Regions from separate parts of the Homo sapiens genome. Here all the other regions are linked to region 1. A link is a contact called in ENCODE Hi-C or POLR2A ChIA-PET data. All regions are on one chromosome and are shown on one strand. The core of a region is the stretch at or near the end of the contact, and the rest is flanking DNA. Distances in the headings are between cores, read along the strand shown.

What was found. Hi-C counts contacts between places; a loop is a spot of excess contacts on that map. ChIA-PET counts read pairs that join two places held with the same protein, here RNA polymerase II (POLR2A). Pooled maps may share reads with other maps.
Region 2: a loop to region 1 is called in a pooled map, with 6 times the contacts of the local background. The contact joins the enhancer-like site here to the promoter of NDUFA10 in region 1. A Hi-C loop is called at or near these places in 4 of 50 pooled maps.
Region 3: a loop to region 1 is called in a pooled map, with 7 times the contacts of the local background. The contact joins the enhancer-like site here to the promoter of NDUFA10 in region 1. A Hi-C loop is called at or near these places in 4 of 50 pooled maps. POLR2A ChIA-PET finds 5 or more read pairs at or near these places in 3 of 52 experiments (BJ, HEK293 and WTC11).
Region 4: a loop to region 1 is called in a map of ascending aorta, with 19 times the contacts of the local background. The contact joins the promoter of CAPN10-DT here to the promoter of NDUFA10 in region 1. A Hi-C loop is called at or near these places in 8 of 168 maps with a recorded cell type or tissue (CD14-positive monocyte, CD4-positive, alpha-beta T cell, CD8-positive, alpha-beta T cell and 5 more), 8 of 37 single-sample maps with no recorded cell type and 18 of 50 pooled maps. POLR2A ChIA-PET finds 5 or more read pairs at or near these places in 7 of 52 experiments (A549, B cell, CD4-positive, alpha-beta memory T cell and 4 more).

The regions. Positions count from the first base shown.
Region 1 is chr2:240,023,726-240,026,717 of GRCh38, forward strand. NDUFA10 (NADH:ubiquinone oxidoreductase subunit A10) reads right to left here and starts at 1,617. Exons shown (of 10, transcript NM_004544.4): 1 at 1,502-1,617. The coding sequence starts at 1,576. RefSeq lists a silencer at 1,544-1,803 and an enhancer at 1,612-2,441.
Region 2 is chr2:239,288,172-239,291,163 of GRCh38, forward strand. The region is part of intron 2 of HDAC4 (histone deacetylase 4); the gene reads right to left. Among named protein-coding and RNA genes, the nearest start is that of MIR4269, 16 kb to the right of the region's middle. Within about 2 kb of position 1,525, at least 10 of the 41 ENCODE cell types and tissues checked have a DNase peak (open chromatin) inside an H3K27ac peak, as active enhancers do.
Region 3 is chr2:239,367,647-239,370,638 of GRCh38, forward strand. The region is part of intron 1 of HDAC4 (histone deacetylase 4); the gene reads right to left. Among named protein-coding and RNA genes, the nearest start is that of MIR2467, 17 kb to the left of the region's middle. RefSeq lists enhancers at 1,953-2,272, 2,293-2,452. Within about 2 kb of position 1,529, at least 12 of the 41 ENCODE cell types and tissues checked have a DNase peak (open chromatin) inside an H3K27ac peak, as active enhancers do.
Region 4 is chr2:240,584,808-240,587,799 of GRCh38, forward strand. CAPN10-DT (CAPN10 divergent transcript) reads right to left here and starts at 1,509. Exons shown (of 1, transcript NR_103792.1): 1 at 1-1,509. It overlaps CAPN10 (calpain 10), which reads left to right and starts at 1,927. Exons shown (of 12, transcript NM_023083.4): 1 at 1,927-2,245. The coding sequence starts at 2,105. RefSeq lists enhancers at 114-483, 1,474-1,653, 1,705-1,999, 1,938-2,764 and a silencer at 1,964-2,193.

The DNA.
Region 1 (2,992 bases), core at 367-2,866:
TGAAATATCAAGATATTTTTCGATCTTGATTTGATAACTGAAGAGTAAGGAAGAAACAAGTTACAAAACAAGGCAAAGCAGACAACCCAATTTAAAAATGGGCAAAAGATGTAAACACCTCTCGCAAATGAAATTAACGCAGATAGCAAATAAGTATATGAAAAGATGAACACTGTATATCATGAGATATTCCAAAGTTGAAACAAGATACCACTACGCAGCTATCAGAATGGATAGCAATCCAAAGTAACCGACAGCCCCGCATGCTGGCGAGCACGCAGAGCAACAAGGAGAGCCTTCACTTCTGGTGGGAGTCAAATGGCACAGTCACTCTGGAAGATGGCTTGGCAGCTTCTTAGAAAACTAGTCTTACTACATGAGTAATCGCTCTTCCAGGTATTACCCAAATGATATAAAAATGTATTTCCAAAAAGAAATCTGCATGTACACGATTACAGCAGCTTTATTCATAATTGCCAAAAACTTGAAGCAACCAAGATGCCCTTCAATTGCTGAATGAATTGAAGTACATCCATGCAATGAGATATTACTCAGTGATTAAAAAGAAATGAGTTACCAAGCCACGAAGACATAAGTGAATCTTACATAGATATTTCCAAGTATTCAAGGCGTCTGAAAAGGCAATATATTGTATGATTCTAATTATATGACATTCCAGAAAAGGCAACTATGGAAATGTTAATGAGATCTGTGGTTGTCAGGGGTTGGAGAAAAAGAAGGGTTTAATAGGTAAAGCAGAGGGGAATTTTTTAAGGCAGTGAAGCTACTCTGTACGAACCTATAATGGTGGAGACATGCTATTACACACGTGTCAAAACCTATAGAACCTTATAGCACAAAGAAAAAATCCATAGAACCTTATAGCACAAAGAATGCGCTCAATGTATGCACATTTTAAAAAACGCATTAGGTAGAAGGATCCCAAGATGTAAGGCAGAATGTGACAAAGCAATCCAACTGTGTTACAAATGTATGAAACGATTTCACTGAAGAAGGTGGGGGCAAAATGCTAAGAAATGAGAGTAGTCAGTCAGAGTAAAGGCAAAAGGAAGCGGACACAAGCACTGAACTCCGTGTCTGCTCAACATGGCATCACCCAAGCACCCAGCAGGGCCCGACCTTTAAACGGCTCTTGACAGGGCTGCTACGTGAATTATCTAATGACAAGCGCGTGTGCCCCCGGCCTGCCACCTGCACACGGGCCTCCCGCATCAGGGCAGCCTCGGGGCCCTGATCACCTCCGCGCTCCAGCGTTTTGCTTAAAGCTGAGATAAAATGGCCTGGAGAAGCTCGTGGCCCCCTGAGGTCTGTCCACGACCAAAGACCAAACAATTCCGGAGGCAGGAGGGGTCCCCCAAACCCACCCGGAGAGCGACCTGGGAGCCGCCGCCAGAGGCCGGGGGAGATGTGGAACTGCTCCCCACCCCGCCACCCCGCCACCCTGCCACCCCGCCACCCTGCCACCCCGCCGCCCGCTCACCACGCGCTGGGCGCCCGCCGCCACGACCCGGGCGGACGCGGACGTCGCTGCCAGCTTCAGGAGCCGCAAGGCCATGGCTACCCGGTCAGCTCAGGATCAAGGACCCAAGGGGACGCGGTCGCGACGGGGCCCTCTCTCGCGGCCGGCGCGCTGCCGTGACGTCACGGCCGGGGTGCCCGCGGCGCCTGTCGGGAACCTTCCAGGGGGCGGGGCCGCGCCGAGGCCCTCGGGGGCTTCCGCGGAGACAGCCAGTGCGCTGCCAGGGTCCTGCGGGTTGGGGCGAGGGCCGAGAGGTGGGAGTTGGAGGTGAACGTGGGGGCAGCATGCTGGCTGCCCGGCCCCTGCCTGGGTTCTGAGTTGCTGCGGTGTCGCGGGAGCTGAGGCCGCCCAGGGCGTGGAGCGACTTCTGCGTCTCGTCCCAGGGTCCTGTGCTCCCCGCAGAATCCCCCAGGCGCGGTGTGGACGTCAAAGCGACCTCCTAGAGAACATTCCTAGCTCTCAGAACGTTCTCGCTGGGGAGGGAAAGTGGAAAAAGAGGGGGCGAGGAGCGGAGGGACGGGGTGGGACCCCTGTCGCGGGGCGCCTGTCAGGGAGAGGGACCTGGCAAGGCCGGCCTGGGTCGCCTCCGGAGCTGAAGGCTAAGTGGTCTCATCCAGGGGACCTGCTGTGAACACATTGAATAGCATAGAAAACAAAAGCACACGCTCCAAGTCCATCTCTTTTTTTTTTTTTTTTTTTTTTTTTTTTTTTTTTTTTTTTTGAGGCAGAGTCCCGCTCTGTCGCCCAGGCTGGAGTGCGGTGGCGCCATCGCGCTCACTGCAAGCTCCGCCTCCCTGGTTCACGCCATTCTCCTGCCTCAGCCTCCCGAGTAGCTGGGACTACAGGCGCCCGCCGCCACACCCGGCTAATTTTTTGTATTTTTAGTAGAGACGGGGTTTCACCATGTTAGCCAGGATGGTCTCGATCTCCTGACCTCGTGATCCACCCGCCTCGGCCTCCCAAAGTGCTAGGATTACAGGCGTGAGCCACCGCGCCGGCAAGTCCATCTCTTAAAATGTGCTCCCGTCAGGACCTGGGCTCTGGGCTCCACGAAGGAGCCTTGCATGTGAGGTTTCCTTCCAAGTATGCCTGCTGTTGGGAAGGGTTTTTATAATCTTTTGTGTTCCCCAGGCTTTTTGTTCTTAACCCCTTAAATATTCTTTAACTTTGTTTTCAACTTTTCAGAAATGATCATGCGATTGTAAAACAGTGGGAATGCAGCTGTGTAAACTACGGCCGGTTCTATGGATGTTTCTATAATTGAAGAATTGCTTTTTGTCAAAAATACGGATTCCCGGTCCCCAACGCAGGAGGGTCTGGTTTTTAGATCCTGGAGGGCACCTGAAATCCATTTAACAAGCTTTAGGGTTCATGTCTGCTGTTTTTTGCCTTGTTTCCTTTGCATTTTTTTTTTTTTTTTTTTTTTGTGCCTTCCAATGGATACAGTACATT
Region 2 (2,992 bases), core at 275-2,774, 740 kb before region 1:
ATCACAAACAAGCTGAATCCACTGGAAGAGATAAGGGAAGTTTAACAGAAAATTAGAACAGAAAACTATACGATCATCACAACAGACGGAGTAAAAGCATTTGGCTAATGGAACACAGCTATCCATGAACTTAACTTGAAAAAGGGAATCTAAAATAACCTATGTCAAACATCATACTTAAATTGGGAAAAATGTTAAAAATCTTCTCTTTAATGTCAAGGACGACAGAAGGAAGTCCAGTATTTCTGCTCTTACTCAAAACTGAACTGGAATTCCCAGCTAGCACAGTAAGACAAGGAAAATAAACACAGGAATTGGAGAGGAAGACACTAAACTAGCATCGTTACTTTAACAGTCTTTGTCTTAGAAACCCTGAAGAATTTACAGAAAAAAATTTTTAGAAATTATAAGATTTTAATAAGATGATTGGATATAAAAATAAAATATAAAAATCAACTGCAATTCCAAAAACTAGCAAGGGAAAACTTAATTAAAAAAAAAACGTATTGTCTGCAACAGAAAAACAAAACAACTACAATCTACCAAAGAATAAAGAATAAATCTAACTTGACACGTACAAGACCTTTATAGAGAAAATTATAAAAATCTATTGAAAAAAGACAGTAAAGAAGACCTGATGGAGGGAAAGAGAAGCCACACACACAAATATACTGTCAGGATGCCAACCCTGCCTTCAAATTCATCCATAGAGTCAATGCAATTCCAATCAAGTTTCAGGCTAGGCTTTTTAAAGGAACTTGTCTCTAGACAAGTCACAGCTTAGGAGGAGCTGGGACAATTGCAGGGAGGGGGCTGAGACAGGGGAGTGCGGCTGCAGCGCCTGTCAAGGAGACAGTGCCCTGCTGGCCCCAGGACAGGCTCTGGAGCAGCTGAGCACAGGGAGGGTCCAAAACAGATTGAACTTGGAGGATGAGCTGGCCGCACAGCTATCCCAGAGAAAGGGTGTAAAGTGTCAAACATTATGGTTCTCAAAATGAGAAAAGAAAATGAAACTGATCCCCACCCTGCACCCCACACAAAAACCAAAGGCTTAAGTATGAAAGACAAAACGTCAAAGGCCTTAAGAGAAAATATACAAGGTTATCTTTATGGCCTTGAGGTAGGGAAGGTTTTTTGGTGGTTGTTTTGTTTTTAAATGAAATACGAAAAAGCACTAACCACAAAAGAAAAGGTCTGTGTTTTGTCTTAGTCGAGGTGTCATTTAAGAACTGTTTTTGCATATAACTTTTCTTATGTTACAATATGTGTGTGTGTTTCCAGATCAAGGAAGTCGAGTAAAACACTTCTAAGTAACATTTTTTCCTTCTTCACTCACTAAACCTTTACTGAACTCCAACTAAGTGCCCAGCACCAGGCCAATAAAGAATAAAAAGACAGGAGGAGCAGAGGTCTTTTCTTCTGGAAATCCAGGCTGGGGAGAGAGCACACATCACAGGGCAGGAGCAGCAGCCCCTCAGCCACTGTGTTGGGCACGCAGGGCCCCTCCCAGCCACCTGGCTCATCTGATGTGGGAGCCCACGGAGAGCAGAGAGCACCCCCCAAAGTCCCCGCCTGATGGGGCACCAGAGCTCTGCCCGCTGCCTGATCCTGCCCAAACTCTGAGAATGCCCCTGGTTATAACCCTCCGTTTCCCTACTGTACACACTGGTGCACAAATCTGCATAAACCCTCACTTCATAATCATCCTTCAAATTACACCTAACCTTATCCTCTTGATGGTTCACCACTTCCTAAATTTTAAAACAGCATCGTGATCTTTACTCACCATTTTTGAGTTAAGGAAAACAAATGAGAGAATAAAATTAACAAAGTTCTATCAACTACAGAAAAGATCTTATTTTCTAATCCAATTACGGCAAATAAAAAAGGCATCAAGAGTTAATATAAATGTACACTCCATTGAAATGGCTTAATCAAAAGACACAACATTAACCAGGAAAAATTCACTCAAGTCTTGTCATTCAAACTTAAAATATATCAACATTTTTACTAAATTTATTTTTTTTCAAATGTGCACTAACATTTTCCATGTTATCAGACTTTACTCTTACCTAGTTCCCTGTCAGCTGAGCTAATTCCTTAACTATAAAGAAACAGAGCACCCTAAGGCCAGGCTGTGGGGACACCCAGAACCAACGGCACGTGACATGAAGCACCAGCGACATGGGGACACCAGCACCAATGGCGTGAGGATGTCCAGCACCAATGAGTGGCCCATTTTATGTGGCTGAAGGACACCTTCTGTGTGGACTAGGGAGAATATGGTAAAACTGGAGACCCTAGGAGTCTTCCATATCACCCCAAGAGAGTTTTGGAGAGAAAGGGGATTTAGAGTGTCAATCTTTAGAAAAATCAAACAGGCAGGGCAAGCTCCTGAAATGGGAGTAGGCACACACACACACACACACAGGCACGTGCGCACAAGCAGTCACGTACACACATGTACGCACACACAACCACACATGCGCGCACGCATGCATTCAGTTCGCACGCGCATGCACACACACGCACGCACACACTCACATACGCACTCACGTACGCACACACGCGCACGCACTCACACACACACCACACACGCTCCCGTGTTTAGTGTGTTTCTAGGGCACTATGGGGAGGGCCGGGGTTCTATACAGGGCCTGGCCCACCTGAAAGTCCATGTGAAAGGCAGCCTCCAGGGCTCCTATCAAGTGGGTGGCTTCGCTCATTCACTCAGGAATTTTTCGTGGCACAGTAAGGCAAGGGGTGGGGATTTTTCTTTAAAAGCTTTATCCAATCATGACTAATGGAATAAGTGAGCCAGGCCTCAAGAAAACCGAGGACAAAAGGAAAGAGCCGTTCAGAAGGCAGCGCCTGCCTCCACCTGCTGGTGCGTGCCCGGGACAGGGAGGACGGCAGGTTTTACCAAGCACTTTCAAACAGAAATCCAAGTTCCCAACAAAGAAAACCCCAAATACAATAGTCCCTGGGGTCC
Region 3 (2,992 bases), core at 279-2,778, 660 kb before region 1:
TATATGAAATTACCTTCACATTATATGTATAAGGTGAACATGAAAAATAAATTTCATGTTTAGGCTGGGTGTGGTGGCTCACACTAATCTCAGCACTTTGGGAGGCTGAGGCCGGTGGATCACCTGAGGTAAGCCTGGCCAACATGGTGAAACCCCATCTCTACTAAAAATACAAAAACTAGCCAGTCATAGTGGTGTATGTCTGTAATTCCAGCTACTCGGGAGGGAGGCTGAGGCAGTAGAATCGCTTAAACCTGGGAGGCGGAGGTGGCAGTGAGCCGAGACCACACCACTGCACTCCAGCCTGGGCGACAGAGTAAGACTCCGTCTCAAAATAAATAAATAAATAAATAAATAAATTTCATGTTTAGACTCAGGTCCCATCCCCAAGATATCTCATTATGTATACGCAAATACTTCAAAATCCAAAAACTCTGAGAGCCTGAACACTTCTGGTCCCAAGCACGTCAGAACGACAGTCAGCCTGTGCATCTCAATCATTGAAGCTAAAGCTCTTTGGAGTCCATGCTAATTTGCAGGAGTGTGAAGGGCTCCGGAGTTTGAGAACCGTGGCTCTGCAGGTGTGTTCCAACCCTCTTCCTTCGGAGACACAGGAGGGCCCTGAATGTCAGATGTGAGGGATGTGGGGCCCGCAGAGACACAGGAACTTGGCTGTGAGGAATTCAGGGACTAGCAAAGGGGGCGATGAGAAGACCCTGAAATGCACCGTCCAAAGCACAGTACCATCTTGCGTGGCTGGCGCTGCTGCATTTCACCTTTCTTCACGTGGAGGGGGTCTCATCAAGGCAGCAGAACAGCTTCTTGAAACAAACTCAAGATTGACAGGGTGCCAAGCAAGAAAAACTGGAAACTGACGTGTCCCAGCCGCCCACCCACTTCCTTCTCCATTGGGGGATAACAGGGGGGTACAAGTGAAGGGCCTCCGTCCTGAGGAGAGGGGCACAGGCTGTTTCCTCCAGACACAGACACTCCTCAGTGGTCAGGACCGTCCTCTCCATGCCTGTCTCAAGCTGCAGGTGCCTCTCCTGCCCAGGTGAGGTGGGAGACCTGGGCAGGCAGCCCTCCCTGTTCTGCAGGTGAGGTGCTTATCACTGCTGGAGTGGACCCTCCTAAGTGTTGCGTTCTTTCGGACCAAAGCAGTAAATAAAGGTGCTTTGATTCCAGGTGATAGCCCAAGTTCCTCCCCAACTCTACTCAAAACTATCGATGTCGGCATCGACAGCTGAGGCTGCCCTGCAGATGGGAACCCGCAGACAATCCTGGTACCTGCTGCTGTGATTATTCACAGCCGTCAGAGAGCCCTCACCTGGGGGGAGGTGAATGCCAACCCCACGGGTGACACACCACTCCCCTGGTGACCCCAGGGAAGCTGCAGGAAGGTGACAAAGGACCTGCACACACAGGCAGTGGACAGGCTCGCCGGCAGGGAGGAATCCTCTCTGTTTGACAAGACACAGACAGGCCCTCTCTGGTGACAGTCTCCAAGAAAGGAGGGAAGGCTTGGACAGATGCCAACAAGCGGGAAGGAAGACAGCAGCACGGCCCATTCCCCGACGGTCCCCTTTCATCTTTCCAGGTCTGAACTGCCCACAGTTCTGAGTTTTGGGTCCCAATAAATGGACGTCTGGACCAAGAGCATGTCTACGGTTGGAGCTCACACCTGCTGGTGGCAGCAAGCCGACTGCCCGGCGGGGGGTGGGCAGCCCGGGAGCCACAGGGCTCCCCAGAGACAGCCGCTTGGGCTGCAATGTCTCCAAGCTACAGTCCCGCTAACCCGGTTGGTTTCCCAAGCATGTGAGCGAAACTCAGAGGTTCGTTAAACTCCTACTTTCTAAGTTTATTTATTGTTGCAATTGTTTACAAAAAGCATTTTTATTTTAATGTAAAAAGCAAAGCTATTTCTATTTTAAAATAAATTAAAACTGCTGCAGATAATCAAGAGACGGGTCAAGCCCTGCTCTCATTTCCGCGTACACGGTGTAGCTGGGCATGAAGTACTTATAAACTCATGAAGTCAAGAAGTGTTCAACACAGCGCCTCGGAAGCCAGGTTGCTGGATGACACGGCCCATGACGTCTCAGCAGGCCTGGGCCACCTTCTCTCAAGCAGAACACACAGAATCGTAGCCACCTTTCATAGAAAACAACGGAAATGAAGAGCTTAAAGGAGCTGAGGACAGTGCAGGGTGCATGAAAGGAAGTGGCACAGATGCCTGAAGGCTTGTACTGAAAGTGGCGTCATGCCCTGATGGGAACTTCCCATTCCTCCCTGGTGGGCGGAGAGAATCATAGGACCGCCACATCCTGTCATCTCCACTTTTCTTTCTCTTAAAGAACAGATGATTGCAGCGTGGCTGGCGACACACTTCATGAGGCAGAGAAAAGCACGCCCAGATGCACGGGGCCCTGTACAGGACGGCAGGCCGTCTGCCCTGTGTCCCCGGGACTGGCAGGTCAGTGAGGGTAGCATCCCGACTTTTCCCAAGGGGCTCTGCGGGGTCAAAACAGAGTTTAAAAATGCAAAGACAACCATGCAACCCTTAGCCATGGGCCACCAACAACCGTCAGAGAGTGGTGCTAGAGGTCCAAAATGCTGCGCTGAGGGAGGCACCCCACAGCTCTGAAATGTTCCAACTCCCTCGATCCCACTGAAAGACATGGCTCGGGGCTCTCCTGTTAAAGGGTAGAGTAAAAGCAGGTATGGTTCTCGCAGGCAGGAGACAGGTGCCACACCAATCAAGATGCAGTTTTAAAGACTGCTACTTAGCAGACTTGTAAAACTGGATTTGCCCAGAGACAGACCAAACCCAGTCAGCACGGGCACTCTGGACTCCCTGCAGCGCCCCCCTGAATCCAGGCCTCCCTGCTCCCTGCCTTGCCAGCCCTGGGGCCTGTGAAGCATGTCTGGTGTTTTTCAGGAGGTCATGCACTGTATGGTTAACGGCAACAGATAGTGCAGAGCTGATCCTGCA
Region 4 (2,992 bases), core at 259-2,758, 560 kb after region 1:
AATTTCAATACCATTTTGGGCAGGGGCAGACCACATGCAAATCACAGCATGGGGTAATAGTGGGGGCAGGTTGACACAGGGCTGCTGCCTACCCAGCACCAGCTGTCTCTTGGCCCCTTCCAGATCCTGGCAATCTGGCTACAGGCATGGGCCCAGCCTTGGACACAGATGTGGCCACAGGAAGCTGTTAGCTCTCCAGATCTGATCAGCCTGGGAGAGCGGCACAACAAAGGCTCCCAAAGGAGAGTCGGGATCCTCAGCTAGCCTCAGCTCTGCTACCCACCCATATGTGCCCAGAACAGGAAAGATACGTGTTTCTTACTCCTCCGGGACTCCTAGGTGAAGCTGAGACCAGGCTCTTCTTGAGTCCTCTCAGCTATGGTGCAACCACCAGCCTAGCAAGGAATCAGAAACATCTTCCGGAAGAGTCAGCACCATAGAGGGTGCTGAATGGGCAATGAAGCATCCCGGAGATGAAACATCTGGGCAGTGAGGCATCCCACAGGTGTTGGGCTATGCAGTCACTCCCTTTCTCAGACCGAGGCAAGTACATAAGCACTCTGGGCCCCTAATCAGGGGCCTGGGGCCAGGTGGGATGAAAACAGCAGTGTCCTGCCACCTGAACAACTGCTACTCACGCAGGCCCCACCTGGCCTCTCAGAGGGAGGAACCTGGGACTCCTGAACCAGATTCAGTTTCTCCTTCAACAGCCGGGACTTTTCGCTCCTGACTGCAGAAAAACAGCTTCAATGTGACCATCCTTGATAGTCCGAGGCTGAGTAAAATGGCCTGAGGAGGCAAAATCTGAAAAGCTCTATTAGGTGGCAAACTGCTGTCACTAGAAGAGTTGAGGCCCCCTTCTCCTCCCCTGCCTGACCGCCTTCATTCCTGGGAATGGAACAGGTTCTTGGGGCAAGGGTGAATCCTCGAGCAGGTCCCAGGATCACTATCCTCACCTCCCCGCGGCACTGAATGGCTATAGCTGTAAATGTGCGTCCACGGGGTCACTGTCCAGCCACCAGGACCAGGTGCCTGGCCATCTGGGGAATCGGAAAACGCTCAGCGGGATGCTCTGGCCACCTCCCCTGCCCCCAGTTAAGATGTAGAGCGTTCAACCTAAAATGCCTAGAAACAAAGCCCAGGCCCGGGAAGGTCGAACGAGTGCGACGCCGCTCCCTCAAGCTCTTCCCTCGGAGCCGTCTCATTTCCCAAAACTCCCAAACACATCACAGAGAGAGGTGTTGAGCCAGGTGGTCACTCCCTTTTCCAGAACCACAGCAAGAAGTTGAGCCTGCTGGGCTCCTAACGAAGGCCCTGGGGCCCGGTGGGATGAAAAGCCCTATTAGGTAGCAAACAGCTGTCACTAGAGGGGTTGAGGCCCCCTTCTCCCCTGCCTGACGACGACGGCGGCAGGAACTCGACCGGCGCCGGACAGCTCGCAACTTGCCTTACCAAGCGTAAATCTCGGTTCCTCCCAACTACCCGCGGCCACGGCCTCCGCAGCAGAGCGCCGGAAGCAGAGACGCGTTTCGGGAGGAAGGTGCATGCTGGGAGCGGCGGCGCATGCTGGGAGCTGTAGTCTGCGACGCAACTCGGCCGAGGTGGCTCCCTGGTCCCTGAAGCTCCCAGAGCCCGCGTGTTCAGGCGGTCCCGACACCCCGGCCCGAGCCTCACCGGCTGGAGGACTGAACGCCTGCCGGCCCTCCGGGTATGAGCGGAGGCCGGGATAGCCCTGGGCTCCGCCGCCCCCGGAAGGAAAAAATACAGTGCGGTCCGCCGCCCGACCACGAAAGAGCGGAGCTCGGGAGCCCCGCCCCCTGGGCCTCCGACGTCCGTGGCGCTTTCCGTCGCGCGAGTGCGATTGGGCCGCCTGTCACGTGACCCGAGACCCCACGCCCGGTTGGCTGCCGCCTGGTTACCAATGGGAGACTAGCGGGCCGGCGTACTGGCCTGGTCCAGCACCTGCGGGGCCCTCGGGCTTGGAGGGCTGGGCCGGGCGGGGAACGGGCGGGGCGGGCCGGAGGCGGCGGCGGCTGACTCGCCTTCTCTCCGGGGCTGCGACCCCGAGGCAACCGGCTGCAGATGGGAGCCCGCGGAGCCGAGGATGCGGGCGGGCCGGGGCGCGACGCCGGCGAGGGAGCTGTTCCGGGACGCCGCCTTCCCCGCCGCGGACTCCTCGCTCTTCTGCGACTTGTCTACGCCGCTGGCCCAGTTCCGCGAGGACATCACGTGGAGGCGGCCCCAGGTGGGGCCGTGTGGGGTGCGGTGGGCGCCGTTTCTGGTTTCTGAGATCTCCGCTCCTCGCAGGGAGCGGGGCGGGGTGGGCGGCCAGGGTAGCTCCGAACGCAGGGTCCGCCGTTGTTCTCCTCAGAAGTGGGCGCCCGGCCCCCTCTTTTCGTACCTCCTTCATACCCCCGCCCAGAACGAGCAGGACTCGGCGCTACCCTAAGGACGCTAAACTAGGTCGTGGCCTCCGCCTGCGAGAGCTCCAATCCAGGAGGCTCAGAGCGCTGCGAGAGGCGTTTTAACAGAGCCCCAAACCCCGCCCCACCTGTTTGCTTTCGCCCTGAAGAGCGTTTGTGTCTGCTCCTCCCGCAGAGAGGGCCGCTCGTGCCCCTCTGAAGTGGCTAGGCCGAGCCCACAAAGCAAAGCGTGATAGAATTTCAGTTTTGGATTTTGTGCACCTGCCTTTCCAGTTGTAACACCTAGAAATGGCACCTCCAAGGGATGCCCTGGCCGAGTGCTGTGTTCATATTTTTAGAAATGGTTTATCTGCTGAATAAGACTGCCCAGGGAGCAACCTTGCCCTAAGTGGATGCGGTCTTAGCGGAGACAACTGATGGCCGCCAGTCTTCGAACAGAGCTGGAACTTCTGGGCTCTCGTGACTGAGATGGCTTTGACAGGCCACCTGGTTTCCTTGGACAACACTGAAGGGCCTGGGAGGAGGCAAGGGTCAGACCATGTAGAGCCTTGTCATTGGAATTTGGGTTT